2 separate regions of the Homo sapiens genome follow, and region 2 is linked to region 1. Evidence: read pairs that join two places in POLR2A ChIA-PET (ENCODE). Cell type or tissue: HCT116. All regions are shown on one strand. Each heading gives the region's core, and the rest is flanking DNA. Links, peaks and the distances in the headings are about the cores only.

Evidence for each region. Peaks named below come from ENCODE experiments on the same cell type or tissue, not always from the same donor. Only the 100,000 strongest peaks of a DNase experiment are listed, where the experiment ranks them.
Region 2: POLR2A ChIA-PET joins it to region 1 with 5 read pairs; 2 of 35 experiments call an interaction of 5 or more read pairs at or near these places.

What each region holds. Positions count from the first base shown.
Region 1 is chr17:42,256,171-42,261,545 of GRCh38, reverse strand. The region is part of intron 1 of STAT5B (signal transducer and activator of transcription 5B); the gene reads left to right. Among named protein-coding and RNA genes, the nearest start is that of STAT5B, 18 kb to the left of the region's middle. In HCT116, for the core only: no CTCF peak of the experiment used is centred there; no DNase peak of the experiment used is centred there.
Region 2 is chr17:42,104,680-42,110,054 of GRCh38, reverse strand. It overlaps DHX58 (DExH-box helicase 58), which reads left to right. Exons shown (of 14, transcript NM_024119.3): 6 at 669-785; 7 at 1,947-2,073; 8 at 2,260-2,451; 9 at 4,066-4,319; 10 at 4,888-5,037; 11 at 5,128-5,289. Among named protein-coding and RNA genes, the nearest start is that of DHX58, 5.3 kb to the left of the region's middle. RefSeq lists enhancers at 1,631-2,143, 2,305-2,364, 3,787-4,718, 4,719-5,375 and silencers at 2,045-2,144, 1,985-2,200, 2,155-2,204. In HCT116, for the core only: no CTCF peak of the experiment used is centred there; a DNase peak (open chromatin) is centred at 2,154; H3K4me3 peaks cover 1,141 bases.

The DNA.
Region 1 (5,375 bases), core at 195-5,194:
TCTATCTTAACTTGGATTGTGCATTGTAATTTATTATAGTGAAATTGCTATAACAGAATTTTATTTTAAGCCAGTTTGGGGAATACCAAAACATTTTTAAAAATCACGTAGTACTTTTTAGTGCTTTTAAAACCTAAATCCATAAAGTAGTTAATTAAAATGCATGAAGTAAATAAGTGTTTTTCTGTATTAAAGATAAAACTATAAACATATATTGTTCAATATGCCTACATAAATAAATCATTCTCTTCTTTTTGGTTATTTTTTGCTTATCACCTCTTACCTCCTCTACTTCCTAAAAACATGATAATCTCGTTTAATTCAAAATTATGTTTTCTGGCCATACATGGTGGATTATGCCTGTAATCCTAACACTTTGGGAGGCTGAGGTGGGCGGACCACTTGAGTCAGGAGGTCGAGACCAGCCTGGCCCGCTTGGTGAGACCCTGTCTCTACTAAAAATACAAAAATTAGCCGGGCGTGGTGGCACATGTCTGTAGTCTCAGGAGGCTGAGGCAGGAGAATCATTTGAACACAGGTGGCAGATGTTGCAGTGAGCTGAGATTGCACCACTGCACTTCAGCCTCGGCGACAAAATGAGACTCTGTCTCAAGAAAAAAAAAAAAAAGGTAAGACATATAAACTAGGAAACTAAGCAATAATTGTGTACAGTATGTGGAATATTTATGTTCTAGACCAGCACTGTTCAATACAAATATAATGTGAGCTCCAATTGTAATTTTCTTAGTCTGTATCACAATAAAAAGTAAAAATAAAATTAATTTTAACAATATACTTTAATATATAAAAATTATCATTTCAACATTTGATCAATATAAAAATTATTGATTAATGAGGTATTTTGGGCCAGTTTGGGGAGCCAAAGCAGGAGGATCACTTGAGTCCAGGAGTTCGAGACCAGCCTGGGCAACATAGTGAGACCCAGTCTCTAACAACAACAACAACAAAATTAGCTAGGCATGGTGATGTGCACCTATAGTCCCAGCTACTTGGGAGGCCAAGGTGGGAGGATCACTTGAGCCGAGGAGGTTAAGGCTGCAGTGAGTCGTGTTCGTGCTACTGCATTCCAGCCTGGGCAACAGAGTGAGACCCTGTCTCAAAAAAAAACAAACGAACCCAAAAGCCCACAAAAACACTGAGATATTTTACATTCCTTTTTTTGTACGAATGCTTCAAAATCTGGTGTGTATCTTACAGTTATAAAATCTCTCAATTTAGCCACCAAATTTTCACCAGAAATGCATGAACTGTGTTCAGATTTCATAAAACTTTCAGTTGATAAAGTAGATTCACATACTGAAGGTGTTCCAAACGTACTGAAAGGTTTTCCAAGTATTAAATTGAACACCAGTTTCCAGGTTTACATTTAAGTTAATTCAAATGAGATAAAATTTGCAATTCAGTTCCCCAGTCGCACTAGCTACATTTCAAGTGCTTAGGTAGCACATGCTGCTAGAGGCTACCATAATAAACAGTGTGGCTATAGGCCTTCTAACGAAGGGAAATGAAATATAGGGCTGTCTCCTGCTTTATAACATCTGGCTTACAATCAACAAATACAAATAGGGTCGCTTGGTGCAGCAAACCACCATGGCACATGTTTACCTGTGTAACAAATCTGCACATCCTGCACATGTATCCTGGAACTTAAAATAAAACAAAACAAATAGGGTCTCTTGCCCTGTGGGAACTGAAGCCACTGCTCTGTAGGAAATAAAAGTGTCTTTCTTTTTTGTTTTTTTTTTGAGACAGAATCTCGCTATTTTGCCGAGTGAAGTGGCATGATCTTGGCTCACTGAAGCCTCCCCCCGACAGGTTCAAGCAATTCTCCTGCCTCAGCCTCCCAAGTAGCTGGGATTACAGGCACCTGCCACCACGCCCGGCTAATTTTTGTATTTTTAGTAGATACGGGGTTTCGCTGTGTTGGCCAGGCTGGTCTCAAACTCCTGACCTCAGGTGATCCACCCACCTTGGCCTTCCAAACTGTTAGGATTACAGGCGTGAGCCACCGCGCCCAGCACAAAAGTGTCTCTTACCTAAAGAAAGTGATGCCCTTAAAGCTTCCTACCATTCCCTCACCCCCAAGACACACCCAGACACCCACAGATGCACCCTCTTGTTTGAAAACTGCTGCATCCTTGCATGGCTGAAGCATTACCCATGTCCTTGAAGCTCCTGCTTTCAGAGGACCTCTCATTTCTTGGGAGTAGAAAAGCCCTCTCTGGCCAGGTGCAGTGGCTCACGCCTGTAATCCCAACACTTTGGGAGGCCAAGGTGGGAGGATCGCTTGAGCCCAAGAGTTTCAAGTCAGCCTGGGCAACATAGTGAGATCCCATCTCTGAAAACAAAATTCTGAATAAAAATAAACAGCCCACCCTGTTTCAGGTATACCTCAACTGTCAAATCACTTTTAGGCAGGGTGTTTTGTTATTTTTGTTTTGTTTCAGAGTGTTGTTTAACTTTATTTTTGAAACTGAATTTGTCTAGAAAAGAATCATATTCACCTTTTGGTCTTAGCTACTCTTCATTTTTATAAAATACATCAAGTTGATGCTTAAAATTGGGGATCTAGTTACAGATGAAATTTTTCCTTTCAAAAGAGAGTTCCCCCCAGTTTTGCTGTAGTCTTAGGAGATACTTAAGGGAGGGGAATCATTTTTAGTTCCCCCTAGGTGAGGTGGTAGCCTCCCTAAACTGCCAAGTTCACACCATGACTGGTAACACCACTGTGTGAGGAATACTGAACAAACGGAGCTTCAGAAGGGAGACTTGCAGAGATTCTGGAATCTAGGTAATGCCACTTCCTACTTAGTTTATCTTAATGGTTTTGTTTGTTTGTTTGTTTTGAGACGGAGTCTCGCTCTGTTTCCCAGGCTGGAGTGCAATGGCGTGATCTCAGATCACTGCAACCTCCGTCTCCCAGGTTCAAGTGATTCTCGTGCCTCAGCCTCCCAGATAGCTGGGATTACAGGCAAGTTCCACCATGCCCAGCTAATTTTTGTATTTTTAGTAGAGACAGGGTTTCACCATGTTCGTCAGGCTGGTCTCAAACTCCTGACCTCAGGTGATCCTTCCGCTTCAGCCTCCCAAAGTGCTGGGATTACAGGCATAAGCTACCGTGCCCAGCCTTAATGGTCTTTTTAAAGGATACCTGATTTCAGAAGGAACCTTTGAAGAAATGGCTAGAACTTCTGTGTTTCTTTGGATATTGCCTGACATCTAAGCCAAATTAGTTGACCTTTTAATGTTAAATAAAATATTCAATAACTTTTACTAATGGGTGGGCTTTAGGAACCCCTTTATTTTACTATGTTGCCAAAAGTAGGTTCATTATAACATTGGAAACATCCTGATGTAATTTATTGAATGTAAAATTATTCCTCAATACATTTGAGGATGATTTCCATAAAGGGAAACAAATTCCTTTCTTCCAAATATACTGTGACAGCCTATTTTGAAATATTTAAAATATGTCCCTAAAGATGAAAATTAAAGAGCGGACACAAAGTTGTTATGCTCTAAGGAGTCATTCTTTTGATTTAAAATTCATTATAATTCCCTGGTTGTCTAGTGGTTAGGATTCAGCACTCTCATAAAATTCATTATATTGATTCTATAAAAGTATATTGTGTTGGATTAAGAAACACATGGACATTTTTAAGTGTTTCAAAATATTTTTGTTATACCTAGGTTTTCACTGTGGTGGTATTTGTTGTTTTAGTAGAATTTGACCTATATTTTATTCTATGGGAAAAAGAAGAAAGTAAACATTGGCTAGCTATCTACCACCCTGTACTGCTATTTGTGTGTGGTCCCATTGTGAATTTTTAACTCCATGCTCTATATTTTTAGTGCTTTGTGAAGATTGAATCTGCAAATCACCTTTGAAAGACAAAGGATTTGATTTGATTGTGGCAATCATGAAAGTTATCCTGTAAATAAAACTGTATGTCCTGGACCAAAGCTGGAATAATGCCACACTGAAATGATCTTAACTGTGGAATCCTTGATTGGACCCGATTTGTTTTGCACATACAATAGCTCCATAAAGATGATAGGCTTTCAGCAGGGATGAACAGATGTTCTGGTTTTATCAGAAATTGCTTTTGCATCACCAAGACTTCACAAAAGCCAGTAATCCCCCTGTTTGATGTTGTGGAGGTGCTTTTAAAACTTCTTCCCAGATACTGGTTTGAACACACAGACTTTGTCATTGACCTGTAAGATTCAATTGTCAGGTGGTATCTGTTTTCTCCCAACAGAAATAAAGAGAAGAAGAATAAAAACAAAAACTAGAAAGTGTAGCAGGGGCACAATTATTTATTTAAACTTTAAAGTATTTAATATTACATACCAGAATCTAAGTTACATAAAGCATGTCTGTTTTGTTCACTGCCACATTCTTAGTACCTAGAACAGAGCCCAACATGTAATAGTTACTCAATAAGTATCTGTTAAATAAGTATAGTAGTCCTGCCTTATCCCAAGGGATGCCTGAAACCTCAGGTAATACTGAACCCTACATATATATATTGTTTTTTCCTATGCATATATAATTATGATAAAGTTCAATTTATAAATTAGGCACAGTAAGAGATTAAGAACAATGATAATAAAATAGAACAAGTATGTAGTCTTTTTTTTTTTTTTTTTTTTTTTTTTTGAGACAGAGTCTCGCTCTGTCACCCAGGCTGGAGTGCAGTGGCGCAATCTCCGTTCACTGCACGCTCTGCTTCCTGGGTTCATGCCATTCTCCTGCCTCAGCCTCCCCAGTAGCTGGGACTACAGGCATCTGCCACCACACCCGGCTAATTTTTTGTATTTTGTTTAGTAGAGACGGGGTTTCACCATGTTAGCCAGGATGGTCTCGATCTCCTAACCTCGTGACCTGCTCGCCTCAGCCTCCCAAAATGCTGGGATTACAGGCGTGAGCCACTGTGCCTGGCCGAATGTAGTCTATCTTAAAATACTGTATCTTACTATGCTGTACTGTGGGTAACAGAAACCATAGAAAACAAAATCTCAGATAAGGAAAGACTATTGTATTCCCCTTTAATCTCAATACAGCAGGTGTATCCAGAGAACTTCAACCCTCAGAAGGACTGAAAGTGTGCCTTTTACTGTGGAAGAAAGAAAAGAGAGGGGGCTGGGTGCAGTGGCTCATGCCTATAATCCCAGTACTATGGGAGGCTGAGCCAGGAGGGTCACTTGAGCCCATGAGTTAGAGACCAGCCTGGGCCACAGAGTGAGACGCTGTCTCAAAAAAAGTTGGGGGGATGGGGGAGAAGAGAGAGGAGACAGCAAATATCTCTTTGTTTCCTTTGGATTTCAGCATTAAAGATAGAAAAAATGTG
Region 2 (5,375 bases), core at 59-5,058, 150 kb after region 1:
CCACTATGCCCAGCTAATTTTTTGTATTTTTAGTAGAGACGGGGTTTCACCGTGTTGGCCATGCTGGTCTCGAACTCCTGACCTCGTGATTCACCTGCCTTGGCCTCCCATAGTGCTGGGATTACAGGCGTGAGCCACTGTGCCCAGCCTCTTTTTTTTTTTTTGAGACGGAGTCTCTGTTACCCAGGCTGGAGTGCAGTGGCACGATCTTGGCTCACTGCAACCTCCACCTCCCGGGTTCAAGTGATTCTTCTGTCTCAGCCTCCCGAGTAGCTGAGACTACAGGCGCGTGCCACCATGCCTGGCTAATTTTTGTATTTTTAGTAGAGGTGGGGTTTCACCACGTTGGCCAGGCTGTCTCAAACTCCTGACCTCAGGTGACCCGCCCGCCTTGGCCTCCCAAAGTGCTGGGATTACAGGTGTGAGCCACCATGCCTGGCCGGTTCTATTATTCTTTTACTGGTTTATTATCTGCCTCTCCAACTCCAATCTGAGTTCCTTTGTATCCCCAGTGCCTAGAACAAGACGGGCACAGAGAGGGCGAGCAATATTTGAGTAGACGAATGCCCACATTCTCCTGTCCTCAGCTGGGATCCATCCTGCCCCAAATCTTTGACCATTGTCCCCACAGACCCTCCCTTTCCAGTAAAGTCCTCTGTTGCCCCCAGCTCTGTGCCAACTTGGACACGTGGTGCATCATGTCACCCCAGAACTGCTGCCCCCAGCTGCAGGAGCACAGCCAACAGCCTTGCAAACAGTACAACCTCTGCCACAGGCGCAGCCAGGTACGCGGGGGCAGGGACACGGCGAGAGCGGGAGCCGGTGTGAAGTTAGGACACCTAGGCTTGGGCCCTGACTCTGCCCTCACTAGCTCTGTGACTTCAGGTCACTTGCTATGTATCCAAGCCTCAATTTCTCCTTTCTGTGAAATGGGGCAGATACAGCCCATGCCCACAGCCCGCTCTTTGGATTGACTCAGAAGGCACCACTGGTGTCTGTCACATCACTGTCATGCTGGGGAGTGCACTACAAACCAGAGAGCAGGGATACTTTGTGCTGAGGCTCTACTGAGCCCTCTCTAGTGTGGACACGGCCTCGTGTCTGCCATGACTGGACTGGACAAGGACTAGGTGTCAGGTCCATAACTATACCAAATGTTACACTTGGGGTCAGGTTTGAGCCCATGCTGTGGTCTGGAGGGAGGGAGTGAGTGAGCAGATAGCTGAAAGAACCCTTGGGGGGCCATAGGCAGGTGAAATGTAGTTTTATTCAGCAGCGGCTCTCTCACACTGTCCACCTTTATCTGGGCTGTCTGCTCCGGCCCTGTGGCTCCTGCTGCCCCCACGCCTGCAGCTGCTCTCCCTGGCCGGCAAGGCCAGCTCTGTCAGGGTCAGCAGCTTAACTCTTTCCCTCTGGGCACAAGCGGGTTCCTGGCTCCCCACTGCCCACCTTCAAGGCGACCGGCTGTCCCTTGCAGGGGTTAGTAGCATTATTCTCTCTCTGGGCGAGCAAGCGTGCCCTGCCGTGCCGAGCTGAACCAAGCTCCGTGAACAGCGTCAGCAGGGCAGTTTTACCTTCTACTGACAGTAGAGTCCAGTATGAACTTACACAAACAGGTTATATAGCAAGTGGAGTACGTGCCTGCCCCCCAAACTCGCTGAGTCACTCTGGCCCGGATGTCCGCCTCGGCCTATTCCTTGACCAAAGCACGTCCATGTGCCTTACACTAGGCATCACCGTGCCCAGGCCAAAGGGTAAGAGCACATCGCGGGTGAGACAGGGCAGGACTCCCCCACACCCTAGCCGGCCTCCCTCTGGAGCTCACACCACAGCTAAGACAGATGGGTGAGGCAGTCGCGGTGTGCTACACGCCGGGGTCAGCACCCCCACTGGGTGCCCATCCTCCAACGTGTATGGGAATCCCCTCCAACTCTCCTCTTGCTCAGGATCCGTTTGGGGACTTGCTGAAGAAGCTCATGGACCAAATCCATGACCACCTGGAGATGCCTGAGTTGAGCCGGAAATTTGGGACGCAAATGTATGAGCAGCAGGTGGTGAAGCTGAGTGAGGCTGGTGAGAGGGGCAGCCCTTCTGGCGGAGGCGAGGATGTGGGAGTGGTCAGGGGCGGGGCCTGCCGGGGCGGAGGCCTTTGGGGCGGGGCCTATCCACCCCAGGGGTGGAGTCGAGTGGGACGGCCCTATGGGGCAGGGCAGGGGGCGGGGCTGTGGGCTGCTCAGACCCTGCGCCCTCTTCCCGCAGCGGCTTTGGCTGGGCTTCAGGAGCAACGGGTGTATGCGCTTCACCTGAGGCGCTACAATGACGCGCTGCTCATCCATGACACCGTCCGCGCCGTGGATGCCTTGGCTGCGCTGCAGGATTTCTATCACAGGGAGCACGTCACTAAAACCCAGATCCTGTGTGCCGAGCGCCGGCTGCTGGCCCTGTTCGATGGTGAGGGGCGGGAGGGGGCTTCGGGGCCGGGGATGATGGGACCTGGATGCGAGGTCAGAGGCCAGGGCACAGGCGCCAAGGTCGGATGGGAAGGTGCCCGTGAGGATACTGGTGGAGATCCTATTTTTCTAACCAAAATCCAAGGCCATGGGTAGGACTGATTTATTTCCTCATTTGTGAAGGTTTTTGCTTAGTTGTTAAAATTAATTAACATTGTTGACTTTTTTTTTTTTTTTAATAGTCGGGGTCTTGCTCTGTCACCCAGGCTGGAGGACAGTTGTGCAATCATAGCTCACTGCAACCTCGACCTAATGGGCTCAAGTAATTCTCACCCTTCAGCTTCCCAAGTAGCTAGGCGTACAGGTGGGCACCACCACTCCCAGCTAATTAAAAAAAATTTTTTTTGAAGAGGCGGAGTCTTGCTTTGTTGCCCAGGCTGATCTCTAACTCCTGGGCTCAAGTGATCCTCCTGCCTCTGCCTCCCAAAGTGCTGGGATTACAGGTGTGAGCCACTGTGCCCGGCCCAGATTTTTTAAAAGGATTAGCTAGGAGTGGTTCCTTTAGACTGAGAGAGTGAAGCTGAAAGTCAGAGGGTGAAATTTAAGGTTGCAAATCGCAGCACAGGCTGGGGCTCAAGAGATCTGGGTAGCAGAGGTCAGAGTTAAAAGCTCAAGGGTCATCCTGGTCACTGGGGAGAAGAGGGTTCTGGTCTGAGGTTCTGTACTGTATGACCCCGGTGTGAGGCTGGCCTTGAGAGTGGGCTCGGTAGGAGGCATCCTTTTTTGTTTTTGTTTTTGTTTTTTTGAGAGGGAGTCTCGCTCTGTCGCCCAGGCTGGAGTGCAATGGCACCATCCCAGCTCACTACAACCTCCCCCTCCTGGGTTCAAGTGATTCTCCTGCCTCAGCCTCCCGAGTAGCTGGGACTACAAGTGTGCATCACCACGCCCAGCTAATTTTTTTGTATTTTTAGTAGAGACGGGGTTTCACCATATTTGTCAGGCTGGTCTCGAACTCCTGACCTCAGGTGATCCGCTCACCTCACCCTCCCAAAGTGCTGGGATTACAGGCGTGAGCCAATGCACCCGGCCAGGGCATCCTTAAATATGTTCTTGGTGCTGCTGTGGGGGAGTTGAGCAGGAGTTCCATCCTTCCCCCACCCCCCACCCCCCACCTTCTGCACGCCTACAGTCCTATTGCTGTGAGAACCTCCTCCGCCAGTGCCCTCCCCACTCCAAGATCTGAATCCTCTGCCTCTGGGGCTTTTCTTCTTTCTCTTTCTTTCTTTCCCTCCCTCCCTCCCTTCCTTCCCTCCTTCCCTTCTTTCCTTCTCTCTTTCTCTCTCTCTTTCTTTTCCTTTTTTTCTTTCTTTCCCTCCCTCCCTTTCTTTCCTTCTCTCTTTCTCTCTCTCTCTTTCTCTTGCTTTCTTGCTTTCTTTTTTTTTTTCCCAGACAGAGTCTCACTCTGTTACACAGCCTGGAGTGCAGTGGTGCAATCATAGCTCTCTTCAGCCTTGACCTCCTAGGCTTAAGCGATCCTTCTGCCCTCAGCCTCCCAAGTATCTGGGACTACAGACATGTGCCACTACACCCAGCTAAATTTTGGGGTTTTTGACAGACCGCAAGAATGAGCTGGCCCACTTGGCAACTCATGGCCCAGAGAATCCAAAACTGGAGATGCTGGAAAAGATCCTGCAAAGGCAGTTCAGTAGCTCTAACAGCCCTCGGGGTATCATCTTCACCCGCACCCGCCAAAGCGCACACTCCCTCCTGCTCTGGCTCCAGCAGCAGCAGGGCCTGCAGACTGTGGACATCCGGGCCCAGCTACTGATTGGGGCTGGGAACAGCAGCCAGAGCACCCACATGACCCAGGTGTGGGCTTCGGGGAAAGATGCTGGCGCTGGGAGGGATTCCATAGGAGAGAAGTGCGGGGAACAGGGTCTTCAGCACAGAGAGGTGGGGGCAGGGAGACCCTGGGGAAAGAGAAAGTTGACTATCCCCAGGCAGAGGGGCAAGGAGCTAGGGGAGAGGGGCGGACACTGACCTCCCCAGTGCTGGAGCCTCTCCCAGTCTGGAGGTCCTTGGGGGCAGAAGGTTGGGCATGGGGGTCCGTAGGGAAAGAGGTGGGTGATGCAGTTCCTCAGGGCACAGGATCAGGTCTGGGGTCCCTTGCAGAAGACTATGGCTTGAGAGTTTTTCCTAGACTAGAGGGGCAGGGACCCTTAGGAGTCCCTAGGGAAGATAGGGGTTGGACAGTTACCTGGGAAGATGGGCAAGATCCTGGGGGTACCTGGGGATAAAGATGGGATTCAAGTACTCTAGGGAGATGGACCAAGATTGGGAGTGAGGGCTGAACCAGAAGAGGCTACTCTGGCAGGTGGAGTCAGTCTGAGCCTCCTCATGTACCAGCCTCTTTCTCCTCCCTGCCCTCCGCCTGCAGAGGGACCAGCAAGAAGTGATCCAGAAGTTCCAAGATGGAACCCTGAACCTTCTGGTGGCCACGAGTGTGGCGGAGGAGGGGCTGGACATCCCACATTGCAATGTGGTGGTGCGTTATGGGCTCTTGACCAATGAAATCTCCATGGTCCAGGTACTCACATCCTCCTCCACTCAGCCGCCCTTATAGGATCCTGTGTGGGGCCCCAGCCCAACTCAGGACACCCCTTGTCTCTCTTCCCAGGCCAGGGGCCGTGCCCGGGCCGATCAGAGTGTATACGCGTTTGTAGCAACTGAAGGTAGCCGGGAGCTGAAGCGGGAGCTGATCAACGAGGCGCTGGAGACGCTGATGGAGCAGGCAGTGGCTGCTGTGCAGAAAATGGACCAGGCCGAGTACCAGGCCAAGGTCTGCAGGCAGCCTGCATGCCCTGTGGGAGGGATGGGGAGGAGGGAGCCCCTCCCTGGCAGGTTTCTGACTGCACACATACGTCC